2 separate regions of the Homo sapiens genome follow, and region 2 is linked to region 1. Evidence: chromatin loops called from intact Hi-C (ENCODE). Cell type or tissue: prostate gland. All regions are shown on one strand. Each heading gives the region's core, and the rest is flanking DNA. Links, peaks and the distances in the headings are about the cores only. Region 1 overlaps LINC02987 (long intergenic non-protein coding RNA 2987). Region 2 has its middle 86 kb from the start of LINC00906.

The links. Hi-C counts contacts between places; a loop is a spot of excess contacts. Peaks named below come from ENCODE experiments on the same cell type or tissue, not always from the same donor. Only the 100,000 strongest peaks of a DNase experiment are listed, where the experiment ranks them.
Region 2: it touches region 1 in a loop (4-fold over the local background); 17 of 110 quality-filtered maps call a loop at or near these places.

Annotation. Positions count from the first base shown.
Region 1 is chr19:27,970,393-27,977,989 of GRCh38, reverse strand. The region is part of intron 3 of LINC02987 (long intergenic non-protein coding RNA 2987); the gene reads right to left. Among named protein-coding and RNA genes, the nearest start is that of LINC00662, 180 kb to the right of the region's middle. In prostate gland, for the core only: a CTCF peak has its summit at 3,820 (motif pointing left); no DNase peak of the experiment used is centred there.
Region 2 is chr19:28,875,024-28,882,620 of GRCh38, reverse strand. No RefSeq gene overlaps it. Among named protein-coding and RNA genes, the nearest start is that of LINC00906, 86 kb to the left of the region's middle. RefSeq lists enhancers at 304-1,053, 1,054-1,805. In prostate gland, for the core only: a CTCF peak has its summit at 3,260 (motif pointing right); a DNase peak (open chromatin) is centred at 3,260.

The DNA of each region.
Region 1 (7,597 bases), core at 1,081-6,080:
CTGTTCTCATGCCAGTGCCATGCTGTTCTGGTTACTATAGTTGTAGAGTATCATTTCTATTCAAACAATGTGACTCCTTCTGTTTTGTTTTTTTCGTTTTTTCCTGAGAATAGCTTTGAATATTCTGTGTCTTTCGTGGTTCCATATAAATTTTAGGATTGTCTTTTCTATTTCTATGTCTATGAAGAATGTCATTGGTTCTTGCAGATATGTAGAGGTAGCACATTAGTGATCTCGGATTTGATCTGGAAGAATTCTCTGCATTAGCAGCCAGAGACTCATTTCTTCTCTTACTTTCCCCCAAACAAAAAGAGTCTCTCTGTGCTGAGCTTTCTGGAGTTCGAAGATGAGTGATACAAGCACCCCTGTGGCCACTACACCTAGGACAGCACTGGGTCTGATCTGAAGCCCACACAGCACTGTTACTGCCCAAGGCCTCTACTGTAACAACTCCCTGGCTGCCAGCTATTTTGCAGTAAGCCCCAAGGCTCTACAATTAGCAGGTAGTGAAGCCAGAGAACCTTCTGTCCTTCACTTAAGTGTAGTAAGTTCCCCCGGCCCCTGGATGGGTTCAGAGGTGCTGTCTGGGGGCTAGGGCTGGGGTTATAAACCTTAGAAATCCACCTGGTGCTCTGTTTTACTGTGACTGAGCTGGCACTAAAACCATCAAACACCTTTCCACTCTTCCTTCCCCATTACCCAGGCAGAGTAGTCTGTCCCCATGTTCACCAGCATCACAATCCCCTGGGGTGTACTGCCAGGTCACCACTGATGTTCACTAAGGCCCAAGGGCTCTCAGTCAGCTTGTGGTGAATGCTGCCTGGCCTGGAACTCACTCGTCAGAGCAGTGGGCTCCCTTCTGGCCCAGGGAAAGCCCAGAGATGCCATCCAAGAGCCAAGGCCTGAATCAGGGACCCCAACAGCCCACTTGGTGCTTTTCTCCACTGTGGCTGCTCTGGTGTCTAAGCTCAAGACAAAGTCCTCTGTACTCTTCCCTCAGATTTTCTCAAGCAGAAGTTGTCTCTCCTCATAACCACCACAGTTTGGAATGTGCTGGGTCACACATGAAGCCAGCAGATCTCTGAGGCTCACTAAAGACCCATGACATGTACTACCTGCTTACCACTGCTGATTATTCAGGGTCCAAGAGCTCTTTAGTCAGAAAGTGATGAATCCTGCCCTTACTGATTCCTTCCCTTCAAGGCAGCAGGTTCCCTTCTGGCCCAGGGTTTGTCTAGAGGTATTATCCAAAAGCTAGGACCCAAAATGGGAGCCTCATGACTCTGACCAGTGCCCTCTCCTACTGTGGCTGAGCTAGTATCCAAGTTGCAAGACAAAGTCCTCTTTACTCTTTACTCTTCTCAAGCAGAAGAAAGAGGTCTCTGTCAGAGCTGTGAGCTACACTGCCTAAGATTGAAGGAGGGGTGGTACAGCACTCCCTGGGCTGCCCCATCTGCTGTCTCTCTAGGTCACATGCCCCCCAAATACACCGGCTCCAAGCCCAGCACAACACTCAGACTTGCCTAAGAGTTGCGGTCCTTGTGGCCTAGACAGTCTTTCAAGTTTATTAAGGACCCCAGAATACTTTATCCCACAGCAGTGAGGCTTTCCACAACTCAGTTTTCAGCCACTGGGATGGGTGATTCCCTTCAGGCTAGGGCTAGAAATGTTCCATCCGTGGGTGGGCACTGGCTGAGTTCAGCCCAGTTTTGCTTTCTGCTATGACAACGCAGCACTGAGTTCAATGCAAAGTCTCACACTGCTGTGCTCTCCCTTCCCCAAGCATGCAGATTCTCTTCTTGTCACATGGCCAATGCTAGGACATAAGGGAGGGCTGGCATCAGCAACTCAAGACTGTCTTTCCTACCGTGTTCACTGCCTTTTTCAGTGATACAAAGTTTAAACCAGGTACTATAATTATTTAGCTATTTTTAGTTCTAATAAAGGTGTTTTTTATTTAGATAGTTACTCAATTTGTTATTCTTATGAGGAGAACAATTGGCAGAGACTTCTAATCAGCCATCAAGCTCTACTTTTGTGATCACATACATTCTGGATGGCAGTCTTATCTGGAGTAACGGGCAAATGTAAAAAAACAAACTCTTGCCACTGCCTGTCATGATATTGTTCTTCATATGCTGCTCAACGACAGCAACAGGTGTCCCTTTATATTTTCTTAAGTGTCACCCATATAGCTATTCTCACTGTCCTGTGGACATTACTAGAGTGTTTGGTGGAAATGCTTCCCTAGCTCACCCTGCTTACAAGCTCCAAGGCTCTTCCCTTTACAACAGTCGTAAGGCCAGACTGGAAGAAAGCCCCCATGAAGCCCATGTTTCAGTATCATGTTGGCACCGTCTATGAGCAACCCCATGACTCAGCAAGATTTCTCGCACTCTCCTTGGTAACTCAAGTCCCACAGATTGCTGCTGTGGTTGTATGAGTGCCCCAGGAGCCTCTTGAGTGTGGTGGGCATTGTGTGATGCCTGGGCAATTTTTTGCATACTGCCTCAAGGAAACACTGGAGCAGCAAACTCATCAACCCAATTTCTAAACACATGCAACACTCCTAATGGGGAGGGCACAGGGATCTGTGGCTATTCTGCATCTCAAGTTTTCTATAAAAAAACAGACATTTAAATATAAGGGAGAAAACATCAGCAAAAGCAAATACACAATGTGTGACTGAGGCTGAGGCTATAACTTCTCCATAGTCCAGAGGCCCTAGACCTTAAGAGTGGCCAATTATTTCAACAGCCAGACATGTGTCCCTTAAAAAGAGACTGGAACTTACAGACAGCTTCTAAAAAGCCATAAAGATATTTACTGTGCTATGGTGTTCTGGTAGTGCACTTGTGAAGTATTTGCCAAAAACCACCAGAAAAATACTTTTCCATGTATGAGCAGAGCAGATTATTACAACAGTAACTCACCAAGACCTACCCATTAACAGTGAAAAGATATGAACTTTTATACTAAAGCTGGATATAAAGAAGTATGTGGTTTTATGTGTTTTCCTTATCTGCACACTGTAGCCTTTAAAAATATGTCTTAAAGTGTTACATTTATGGGAGCAAATAAGGTAATGAAAATGGTTAGAAAGTTCACAAAAACCTTAGAAACTCACATGTCTTTAATGCTAGTGTTCACAAAGAGCCTGCAGTATTCCCTATTCCATATAGTCACATCTTTCCAAACTTTGGAGGTGAGAAGAATGGCTCCCATGACAATCTCTTCCAGTTGGTCGGGCAAAGGTCTATCTCCACATAACTTAAGAGTCTTTCTATGTAAATATGCAAAATAGAGCACTGGCCTTTGATTTAGTTCACTTTAAGTGCTCTGATAAGAACTCTTTTGAATGACAGATTTCTTCTGGTTTTGACCAGAAAGTGTCTTTTATTCTTATGCTCTACATACTTTGCTTGGTCAGGCAAAGCAAGAGACCACATTACAATCATAGGTCAGATACTTCTGCTGCCTACTCTGCCTATGGGAATTTCCAGCCCAATTTCGGTGACAAGAATGCCTGCATATGTCAGCCAAGGCCACCATGAAGAGAGGCAGTGTCATCATCTTCACACTCATAAAAGGCAGCACACACTAAGGACCAGTGTGGATTGAAGTTGTTCAGGAAATACTCAAGTGCCTACCAAATGTAATGTCTCATACTTAGCTGGGAGGTAGATAGAAATTCTACAGGCATGTCAAGCTTGAATATATAAAACCCATGTGATAGTGAGCAAATGTTAATCTCCTTTTCACAAACACTAACCCTTTTGTGGTGCTAGCTTAAAAAACTGCTGGTCAAGAGAGCCTCCCAGTGGCCGCTGTGCAGAGCAGCATGGCAGGTGCAGGTCTCAGGGGTTGTAAAACATTCTCAGTATTCAGTTGCTTGATAAAAAACACATGTGTATAAAAGAATGGCCCTCCTCTCAGCCCCTATTTTCCCATCTTCATGATCACTTCATGAAAATTTATTCTCTCTTACATCCTGCAACTTAGTCAATTCTGTTGGTTTAAAGGTGGAAACAGCTGCCAGTTTCTGCATCCCTGGGATTCCTCTAAGCCTGCCGAGTAGTTTGTGAGACAATCTCATGAATTAGCACATGTTTGATAGTTTACATTTATCAAACATCTGCTTTACAAAGAATTGGGCAAAGTGAACAGCTGAGTAAAGATTAAAGGTGAGCTGTGAGGAGGTGTTACCTCAGAGGGTGCTCTGCAGAAGAGTATGTCTGCGAGCTACCTGAACTCTTTATGTCAAAACAAAGGGAAAAAGTTTATTTTATACGAGTTTATTTCTTGTCTGAAGGTTATGATCATCAGCTCAGATGTAGAAATGTTTTCCCCACTGATGCCAACTTTTCTCAGTGCAGTTGATCCCATTCCACTTTTGCAGAACACTGTTCCTACAATCACCTCTTTTTGAAGATTTTGTGCCTCTCTACTAGCGATTTTCCCCAATCTAACTGTGTTTCCTTTGTTCCCATCTCACTCCCCACTACTCCTCCAGCTGTGTCATCTCATTGGTGCTCACAGCACCATGCCCTCATGCCAGCTCCTCATCTTCCATCTCTCCTTAATGTACACTGCCTGCCCCACTGACATTACTCTTCCAACACTTCTCTTGCCTAGGTTTCTGGTGCCTTCACACTTACAAACTGGAAGTCTCCAGCCCAACAGTCAACCCCCCAAGCCTTTTCTAATCTTGTACAGGACATTGCCATCTGCCTAGCTGCTGGGGCCAAATACCTGCATTTGAGTTACCCTTCTGCAATGTCTCCAATGCCTGTTATGTCTGCCTTCACTGGTAGTCTGCCTGGGTTGATTATGAGCCACAATCTCTCATTGCTCACCTGTATCACTCTAATTGCTTTTTAGCCCTCTTCTCTGCCTCCAATCTGCCTCCCAACCATGGCCTACTTTCCCCAAAGCAGTCACCATAACCTCTTTATTAACAGCACTCACTTCCCTGCTCAAGATCTACATGAGTCCCCTATCAAACTGGAATAAAACCTTAACATCTTCCTATGGCCTGAAGCCAAAAGGCCCTGTGAGCTGTGGCCCTGCCTGTGTGGCCTTATCTCCACTGCTTCCCTTATTCCTCACTCTGACCACACTGGTCACCTTGCTGTTTGTTCTGTGAACACATGTGAAACACATTCCTGTCTCTGCTGCCTGTAATGCCAGCACTCCTTCCCTTCGTTGCTTTGGGCAGGTCACTGTTCAAATGTTGGCTCTCTAGAGAGACTCTTCCTTATCATTCTATCTAAAGTACTGAGCACCCCGACACTCTGAATCCCTTTATCCAGCTTCCTCTTCCTGCTATTTGACACTACCTGAAAAACTACTTGTGTCTCACTAGAACATAAGCTCATAAAGGCAAGAACTGTATTCAACCTGTCCTCCCTTCTACCCCAGCACTTAGAAGAGTGACACAGAGTCAGTATCCAGTGAGTGTTTATGGAATGAGTCACTTCTCGGCAGCATTCAGCACTGTGACCACAGCATCTTTTAACTCTTTTATTATCCTTTCCTGCTTTTCCTCCTCCCATTCTAGCAGCTACTCCTCTGGGGGCCTGTCCTTTACTCACTATAAGTCCTTACAGACCTATCGTCTCTCAATTTTCTTTACCTTTTTTAAGACAGGGTCTAACTTTGTTGCCCGAGCTGCAGTGCAGTGGCATGATCATGATTCACTGCAGTCTCCACCTCCTGGCTCAAGTAATCTCCCTGCCTCAGTCTACCATGTACCTGGGGCCACAGGCATGTGCCATAATGGCTGGCTAATTTCTTTCTTTTTTTGTAGAGATGGGGCCTCACCTTATTGCCAAGTCTATTCTAGAACTCCTAAGCTCAAGCAATCCTCTTGTCGTGGCCTCCCACAGTGCTGGGATTATAAGGGCGAACCACCACACCTGGCTTTATGTTTTCTTTTCTCAAGATATGGGTTCTCACCATGTGGCCTAGGCTGGACTCAAACTACTGGGCTCAAGTAATCCCCCCCAGCTCAGCCTCCCAAGTAGCTGGGACTAAAAGTATGAACCCACCATGCCTGGCTTGTCCAATTTTATTCTACACACTTACTCTGCATTTGAACAGCTGCTATTACTCTTCACTCTGCATCTCTACCACAAATTCATGCTCTAGTCCCATATATCCAAATGATGACTAGACACTGCTACTCTGCTATCTAAAAGGCACATCTAGTTTAGCCTGAGTACAAAACTCTCCCTTTTCCAATCCAGCTTTCCCCCCAGCATCATCTATCTGTCTAAATCTGGAAGCACCACTCCTGCTTCCCTCCAGCATGTGCTGAGAGTTCCAAATGACTTGCAGCTCCTCGAAAAGGCCTGTGTCTGGTCCAGCACCCATTGAGGGCTTTGACTCAAGTGCACATCAGAAGCCTTCTCTCCTAAACTCTAATTGAATGGTAAATAAGTAAGTATTGACCTAAGTATTCTTTCCTTCCCAGCCATGCAGTTGACTTTCCTCTATAGGTTGGCTGTGAAGAGGGGTAAAACAATTTCAACAATTTGAATAGAATTTATTATTAACATTTTTACAATAGGAATTCTGTAGGGATGATGTAAATGTAAGGAAACAGCTATGGCTTGGAAGACTAACGAGCAAAGCTTGTGTCCCAGGCCTACTGGAACCACATTCCTGGGCAATTTCATAAGCAGGCACAAGTGATCAGTAGGGGTAGATTAAGACTCATGGCCCAAGGAACAAAGACGACACGGCAGCAGCTGTCAATCACAGCCTGCATGAGAACTGCCTGAGGAATGCAGCCTGGGACTCAGCTCAGAGCTCCACTGGAATCCGTCTCCTTACTGCTCCCCATCCCAACACCTCCGCCTGCCTTGCATGTGTGTACACTTCATATGCACTGATGTGTGGGGGGGAAATCAGAAATCTCTCCCGCTGCTTTTAATAGCAATGGTTCTATTATGAAAAACGCAATGGCAACATTTTAAGCTGTAATGATGATACAACTCGAATGTGTGTATTTACTTTGCTTTCATAAGTTTCTCTTAAAGTTTGTATAATAATTTCAGAAGCAAACTTTTTTATTTTATTTTATTTTTTAGGCAGAGTTTTGCTGTGTCACCCAGGCTGGAGTGCAATGGGGAGATCTTGGTTCATTGCAACCTCTGCCTCCCGGATTCAAGCAATTCTCCTGCCTCAGCCTCCTGATTAGCTGGGATTACAGGCATCCCCCATCACACCTGGCTAATTTTTATAATTTTAGTAGAGTTGGGTTTTCGCCATGTTGGCCAGGCTGGTTTCAAACTCCTGACCTCAGGTGATCTACCCGCCTCAGCCTCCCCGCAAAGTGTTGAAGTTACAGGTGTGAGCCACCACTCCCAGCCCAGAAGCCAACTTTTATTTAAAAACAGCACCATACCCTGTGTACAAGTACCAACTTCTAAAAATGCTTTATAAATAAGAAATATCTTACCAAAGTTACTATTGCAAATTCAGCTGTTAGGTTTGTGGCTTTAAAAAGAACATGGACAAATCTGTAAATAAACTTGTGTTCAGGAACATACTCAAAGTATTCCTTTGGCATCTTTTCTTGCTGAAAGAAGAA
Region 2 (7,597 bases), core at 1,315-6,314, 900 kb before region 1:
GAGGTTGCAGCCACAGGGGCAGGGCAGCAGAACAGCAGGATCCCACCCACATGTATTGAACTGAGCTGATTTGTCACTTTGTAAAAAGCTTGTTTCAGGTAGGCATGGTGTTGGGCCTGTGGTCCCAGCTACTTGGGAGGCTGAGGCAGGAGGATCACTTGAGTCCAAGAAATGGAGGCTGTGGTGAGTCATGATTGCACCACTGCACTCCAGTCTGGGCCACAGAGTGGGACTCTTGTCTTTAAAAGAAAAAAAGATGTAAAAGCCTAGTGCATTGATAGGTTAGGTAGCCCCCAAATTCGTTTCTTGAGACAGAGTCTCGCTCTGTCACCCAGGCTGGAGTGCAGTGGCGTGATCTTGGTTCATTGCCACCTCCACCTGCTGGGTTCAACCGATTCTTCTGCCTCAGCCTCCTGAGTAGCTGGGATTACAGGTGCTTACTACCATGTCCAGCTAATTTTTGTATTTTTAGTAGAGATGAGGTTTTACCATGTTGGCCAGGCTGGTCTCGAACTCCTGACCTCAGGTGACCCGGCCACCTTGGCCTTCCAAAGTGCTGGGATTACAGGCATAAGCCACTAAGCCCAGCCCCAAATTCTGTTTTAAACACAAGCTAGAGTCAATGTCCACACTGGAAGTCATTTTCAAGGGGGAGATCAGAAAGCAGCCGGGGAAGTGGCTACTTTGAAGCAAAGTGACTGACATTTTAGAGCAATTAATAACTGTGTTTCCCCAGAGACAAGCCGCGGGTGCGGGGAGCGGAAGTCGCTCCTCTCATTGTTCCTCCTGTGCTTGGGCAGTGGGCTGGAACCCTCTGGGCAGCTTCTCAACTCAGCATGTCTTGCTGATCTATTAAGTTGAACATTAATCATTAGTAGAGCTCATCTTCTTTCCCTGAATTTAATTTCATTAGTTATACTTTCTTTCCCTATTAGAACAGTCTCTGACGCATTTGCTTAGAAGGCAAATGGGCACCGGCCCTGTCCCCCACCTCTCCTGGATGGAGACTTTCCTGTAATGGCACCGACAATTGTCAACATGTCCAGGTCAGGCTGGTTGATCTGGATACAATCAGAACTCAAATCTTTTCTTATGAACTCTCAGGAACTCTCTCTAAGAAAATCAGGGCCACTGTGGTTTTGTTACTGGAAAGGGGTTTCAATCCAGACCCCAAGAGAGGGCTCTTGGATCTTGCACAAGAAAAAAATGGGGGCAAGTCCACAGAGTAAAGCAAAAGCCAGTTTATTAAGAAAGTATAGGAATAAAGCAAGGGCTACTTCGTAGACACAGCAGGGCGCTCCCAAAGGCAAGAGGAGGAACGCATCCATCTTAGCTGAAATGCTTGATTATATATAGAATAACAAAGCAAAAGCTGTGGGGGATGTGCTCCACTACCAGGGCTGTGTCAAAGGAGTGCTAATCTTTGTGTAACTACCATCTTCACAAGAATCTGCATCTTTAAAGCGAAACTTATTCTTAAACTAAGAATGCTTTTGTTCTTAAGATATCGGGACATTAGGACATTTCCTGGGTCGGTTAAGTCTTGGGTCTGTTTGGTCAACATGAATTCAACTATTCCTTTAACCATAAACCTCATGTGGCTAAGAATGCCTGACCTCCCGGGAACAGGCCAGCGGATCTCAGTTTCCATTTTTATCCAGCCCCTATTCAAGATGGAGTCACTCTGGTTCAAACATCTCTGACAGTTTTAAACCAAAAAATAGGATACCCAATCTCTGGGTTCCGTTGTCTTTAAAAATATATGCAAAAAACACATCAGGAAACTGCAGGCAATGGGGTCCCAGGATTGCCACTTTAGACCTGGACAGGCGCTAGGGCAGGACAGGGGCCTGTGCCACTGGAGATTAGAAGTGGGAGTTTGACAGGAGGGAGCCCCAGGAGAAAGTCATTTCTTCATCCATCTGCTTGTCCATCCATGATTTAATGCTATTCTTCCAGGCTGTACATCATGTGTGGTGAGGGTTCAAGGATGTCCAAGGCAAGTGTTCTGGCCTCCTTGTCTTCCTTGCTCCCTCCCTTGAAGAAATATTTGAGTGTCTTATCTACGCCCTAGCACTGTGCCCAGTGCTAAGTATCCAGTGATAAGGTTAAAACAACAAACTTACAACCAGTATGGAGAACAGTTTGGAGGTTCCTCAAAAAGCTAAAAATAGAGCTACCATGTGATCCAGCAATCCCACTGCTGGGCATAGACCCCAAAGAAAGAAAATCAGGCTATTGATGAGATCTCTGCACTCCTATTTTTATTGCAGCACTGTTCACAATAGCCCAGACTTGGAAACAACCTGTCCACCAACAGATGAATGGATAAAAAACATGTGGTCCATGTACACAATGGAGTGCTTACTACTCAGCCATTAAAAAGAATGAGATTCTGTCATTTGCAACCACATGGATGGAACTGGAGGTCATTATGTTGAGTGAAATAAGCCAGGCACAGAAAGATAAACTTTGCCTGCTCTCACTTATTTGTTGGGGCTAAAAATGTAAAACAATTGAATTCACAGAGATAGAGAGCAGAAGGATGGTTACAGGGGCTGGGAAGGGTTGGGGGAGGGGAGAGTGTGCATGGTTAATGGGTATAAAAACATAGAAGGAATAAAATCTAGTATTTGATAGCACAACAGGGTGACTACAGTTAACAATCATTTATTGTACATTTCAAAATAACTAAGAGTATTTTGCTTATAACACAATGAAAGGTAAATGCTTGAGGTGATGGACACCCCACTTACCCTGATGGGATTATTATACACCGCATGCTTGTATATATGTGTGTGTATGTATGTATATGTATATATATATGTATATATATATGTATGTATGTATATGTATATGTGTGTATGTGTGTGTGTATATATATATATATATATATATATATATATATATATATGTATTTTTTTAAAACAGCCAAGTTCTTGTTTCCAGAAGGCAGCCCAGCTAAGGTGGAAACCAATAGAAGCACAGTGCACCTAGATCCACACTCTGCTGAGAGCTTCAGTGAAAGAGAACTGAGTGCCTGAGAAAGGCAACTAGGATTGGGATAATAATCAAATCCAGTTTGAGAAAAGAGAAGGGCGCTCCACACAGGTGGGAGAGAGGGAGTGCGTGGATGGAGCCGACCGTCTTACAGTCTTGGAGGAATTAAGGTATCACAGAGGTAGGGTCCAGCCACTTCAGTCCTTCCTAGAAATTTAATATATTTAATATGACTATAGCTCAAAAGCCCACCAGGGGGCGATGCAGGACAACTTATTGCTTAGCGCTAGCAGGGCTACATCCATGATTTGTGTAATTCACAATGAGTGCCTTAAAACTCTGGGTGGGGTGAAAAACTCCTGAAAATTGGAGGCCCAGGGCAGTCCGATGATAATCCTAAATAACAGCTTGAAAGGGACTGAGCTAGGAGTCCAGCGACAGAGATTCTAGTTCCATTCAGCTCTTGCATTTATTTTTCCTATGGCATATTTCTTAATCCCCCCTAGACCTGGGTCCTCAAGGGTCAGAGGAGAGGAGTGGGCCAGCACATCCCTGAGCTTTTCCTGGTGCAGGCTCCTGCCTGTGCTGCTGGGAGTGCAGTGATGTCTGTGGAGCTGTAGAGGGAAGAGGCGCTCCCGCGCTGAGTCTACAGGTGCTGTTTGCTCCAGTGAGTTTGAGAGGTTTTCTAAGGAGACAGACACATGGCTTTGGAAATTAACACTTTAGTTTTTTATTTTTATTTTTATTGTTAAATAGAGATTGGGTCTCACCATGTTGCCTAGGTTGGTCTCAAACTCTTGATTTCAAGTGATCCTCCCTCCTTGGCCTATCAAAATGCTAGAATTATAGACTTGAGCCACCACACCTGACCAGAAATCAACAATTCAACCTGTGGTTTTAGAAAAGGTCTGAAGCACATCACTGGCATCCTTTCCTCCGACCCTCTCCCCGTTGTGCCAGCCTCACCCTGTCTTCTCCCTCATCCCATATTCCTCACCAGGTGACAGGGGAGCGGGAGGCACGGCTTAGAAGCCCAGAGCCTGGAGTTCAGATCCAAGATTTCCAGAGACTCGGGGAGGGCTTCTAAGTCCCCTGACCAGCAGCAGGAAAAAGGGCCCAGTCTGTGGCCATGGTTCCTTCCTCAGGCAGGAACATCCAGGTCATGTTCTCCACCCTTCAGAGAGCTGCCAGAAGCCCATCCCAGGTGGGCCTCCTACCCCTAACTAACTGCAGTCCTGCAGCTGCCCAAAAGCTTGAGCCAACATTTGCTGTGTGGAAGAGGAATCCTAATTCAAAAAGAAGTTAAGGGCAGAGAAGGCCGTTTTCTGTGGAGAGCTCCCCCCTCTCCAAAACATCCCCCAGTAGGTTGGCCACCAGTCACCTCACCATCTGATGGACAAATGAGTTTTGGAAGACAGGCTGGTTAATCTCATTTACAATAGCAAATTAATTCCTGCTGGGGCCATACAGAGCCAGTTTCAGAGGGACGTTTTTACAAGTGTCTGCTCCACTCTATGGGGCATGGTTAGCAGACAGCTGCATGGCACAGCCATCTGAACTCAACAACTTTCAGCCCAGAGGGTTGTGGAGGGGCCTTACTTGGCCTTTGGGTGCAGACATTTCTGCTCATCCCCTGAGATCTCACAGATACTGTGCAGGTTGAGGTGGTCAGGGGAATTTGTCAGCCAGGCAAATTGCACAGTGGAGAGAAGCCTGGAGCATGGGCAGTGCCGCATGAATGCATGCTGAAGAGGTGAAGAAAAGGCTGAAGGAAAAGATCTCAGCCCTTCTCTTTTGGTAGACATTCATTCCATCATTCAGCACTTCCTGGGGGTCTACCATAGACCGAGGACTTTGCAGGAACCAGGCATTTGTAAGACCAGGTCCCTTAACAGGGTCACGAAACCCAACTCGTTCTTTTTCAAGGGGAAAAAACCACAATCACAGTGACTTGGGAAAACAACACAAGAACAAAATCCCCTAAAATTTACAAAAAGAGGTCTTGGTTAATTCACACAGCTACACACTCACAGGGTCTAAAAGGTGGTCACTGACAGATTCAGGCATTCAGAGCCGGGAGTTGGTCTCCATTGCCTCCTTCTGCTTTACTCAAAGTTGGCTTTGTGCTTGGGCAGGATTTCTCCCATCCCAACCAAAAATGGGCCAATATTTCAAGCCCAGATCTAGAGACCTACCCGCCTTGGACCCACGTATGTCCCGTGCTCACTTGTGAATCAATCACTGTGGCCTTGAAGTAGAATAAGATTGGTCAGCCCAGACAATATGCTGTAGGATCAATCCCACCACACCACACGGATTAGGACTGGGTGGCACAAAATTTCCCAAAATAAAACCAGGATGCCATGAGCAGGAGAAGGGTGAATGGGTCCCAGACTAGCCACAGGGATTACTCTACTCATGCAAACAAGGAATGTGGATAGGGAGGAAGCTCTGGGAGAGGGGCTAGTACAAGCGGGGGGAGTAAGACAAGACAAGAGCTCACAGGCAAATAGACCAAAGGATGCTTGAGTAAAACTCTGAAAGATGAATACAGGTCCATCATGGACAAAGAGAGCCATCGCAGACAGAGCTGAGGGTGTGCGCAGTGACCTAAATACACACACATACATAAGTGCACACACAAATACACACGCATGCACACACATACACACACACAGACACTAACCCACGTGTGCAAATACATGCACACACACACGTACATACACACACACATGCACCCTTACACACAGACCCAAAGAGTGTCAGCCCTGTAACTGCAGATTCTTGGCTAGATGTGTTACACATCTTGTTTCAATTTAATCACTGCAATAACCCTGTGAGAAAGCTAACATTTCATAAGGTTTGGGGTGAGGCTTGTGTTCTTTTCTTTTCTTTTTTTTTTTTTTTTGAGACAAGGTCTCACTTTGTCACCCAGGCTAGAGTGCAGTGGCATGATCTCGGCTCACTGCAACCTCTGCCTCCCAGGCTCAAGTGATTCTCCCGAGGAGTTGGGACTGCAGGTGCCCACCACCACACCCGGCTTATTTTTAAATTTTTGTGTAGAGATGGGAATTTTCCATGTTGCCCAGGCTGGTCTCAAACTTCTGGCCTCAAATGGCCCACCTGCCTCGACCTTCCAAAGTGCTGGGATTACAGGAATAAGCCACCACACCTGGCCATATGTTTGCTTATTTATTTATTTATTTTTATTTTATTTTATTTTATTTTTTGAGACGGAGTCTTGCTCTGTCAGCCAGGCTGGAGTGCAGTGGTGCAATCTTGGCTCACTGCAAGCTCTGCCTCCCGGGTTCACGCCAGTCTCCTGCCTCAGCCTCCCAAGTAGCTGGGACTACAGGTGCTCACCACCATGCCTGCCTAATTTTTTTTGTATTTTTAGTAGAGATGGAGTTTCACCATGTTAGTGAGGATGGTCTCGATCTCCTGACCTTGTGATCTGCCCACCTCAGCCTCCCAAAGTGCTGGGATTACAGGTGTGAGCCACCGCGCCCAGCCTATATTTGCATTTTTAACAAGTTCCGTGGTGATGCTGAGCCTGCTGTTTCAAAGCCCACTCTCAGAGACCATTGTCCTACTGTACAGTAAGGCACGCTAGCAGGAAGTCAAGAGGGCATCCAGTCAGTGAATCTGCAGAACCTTTATATGTAGGGGATTTTATTTGGAGCTTGAAATCAAATGTAAAAGAAGTGTCAAATATAGGGGCCCAACTACACTGAGAGAACACAGTGCCCTGTCCTTGATCTCAGGAACAACCCATATATCTGAGAAGACCCAGAAAGCTGGAACATACCTGGGGCTGTGTTTTTAGCTGTTTGATATGGGCATGGGTGGTGCCAATCACTCAGTGTGAAATCGTAAGGAAGTTGGCTTTGTACCAGGGATCCCAAATTGTGATTCCTGAGAAACAACCCAAACCCACCTCCAGCCTGCTGTCTTCCTCCTCTGGAGTGGGACAGGCATGCACCATGGCCAAAGAACCCCGGGTATATCTGCCTTTAGGATAACTCTGTGGAGGCTGCTCAGAACGACTTAATTCCTGTTCTTCACAAACCCCGAGGAGGCACACGGGGAGAATGGCCCATGCTAATGGCAGCATTTTCTCTTTTCAAGTTCAGTCAATTTATCCTTTTGCACCCACCTCCATTCCTCATCTCTCCTTCCTCCACTCCAAATCTGGGTCAGCTGGGAACCACATCACAAATATGGTCCATCTATACTTCTGGGGGTTCAGGGAGCAGTCACTAGCCTCCTGCCACCTGGAGGCAGTAAGACGCCCAAGGTCGGGGGAGCCTGACGTGCTAACGCCTGACTACGGAAAGCAAACACCGTGTCCAAAGGCAGAATTGCTGCTGTATCAGTCAGGATACTGATGCAGGAATCAGAAACCACTCCAGCTATTTCAAGAAAAGGGGGCGAATACTGGAAATGAGGCGCTTCCAAAACCCCTGGAAGGCCTGCAGGGGCAGGCTCTGTAGGACTGGGACCCAGGACCTCACCGCAGAACTGGCCCATCCGGAAAACTGCATGCTGCTTTTGCTATAATCACACAGGAGGTGAATCGTCATGTCTTATCCTAAGC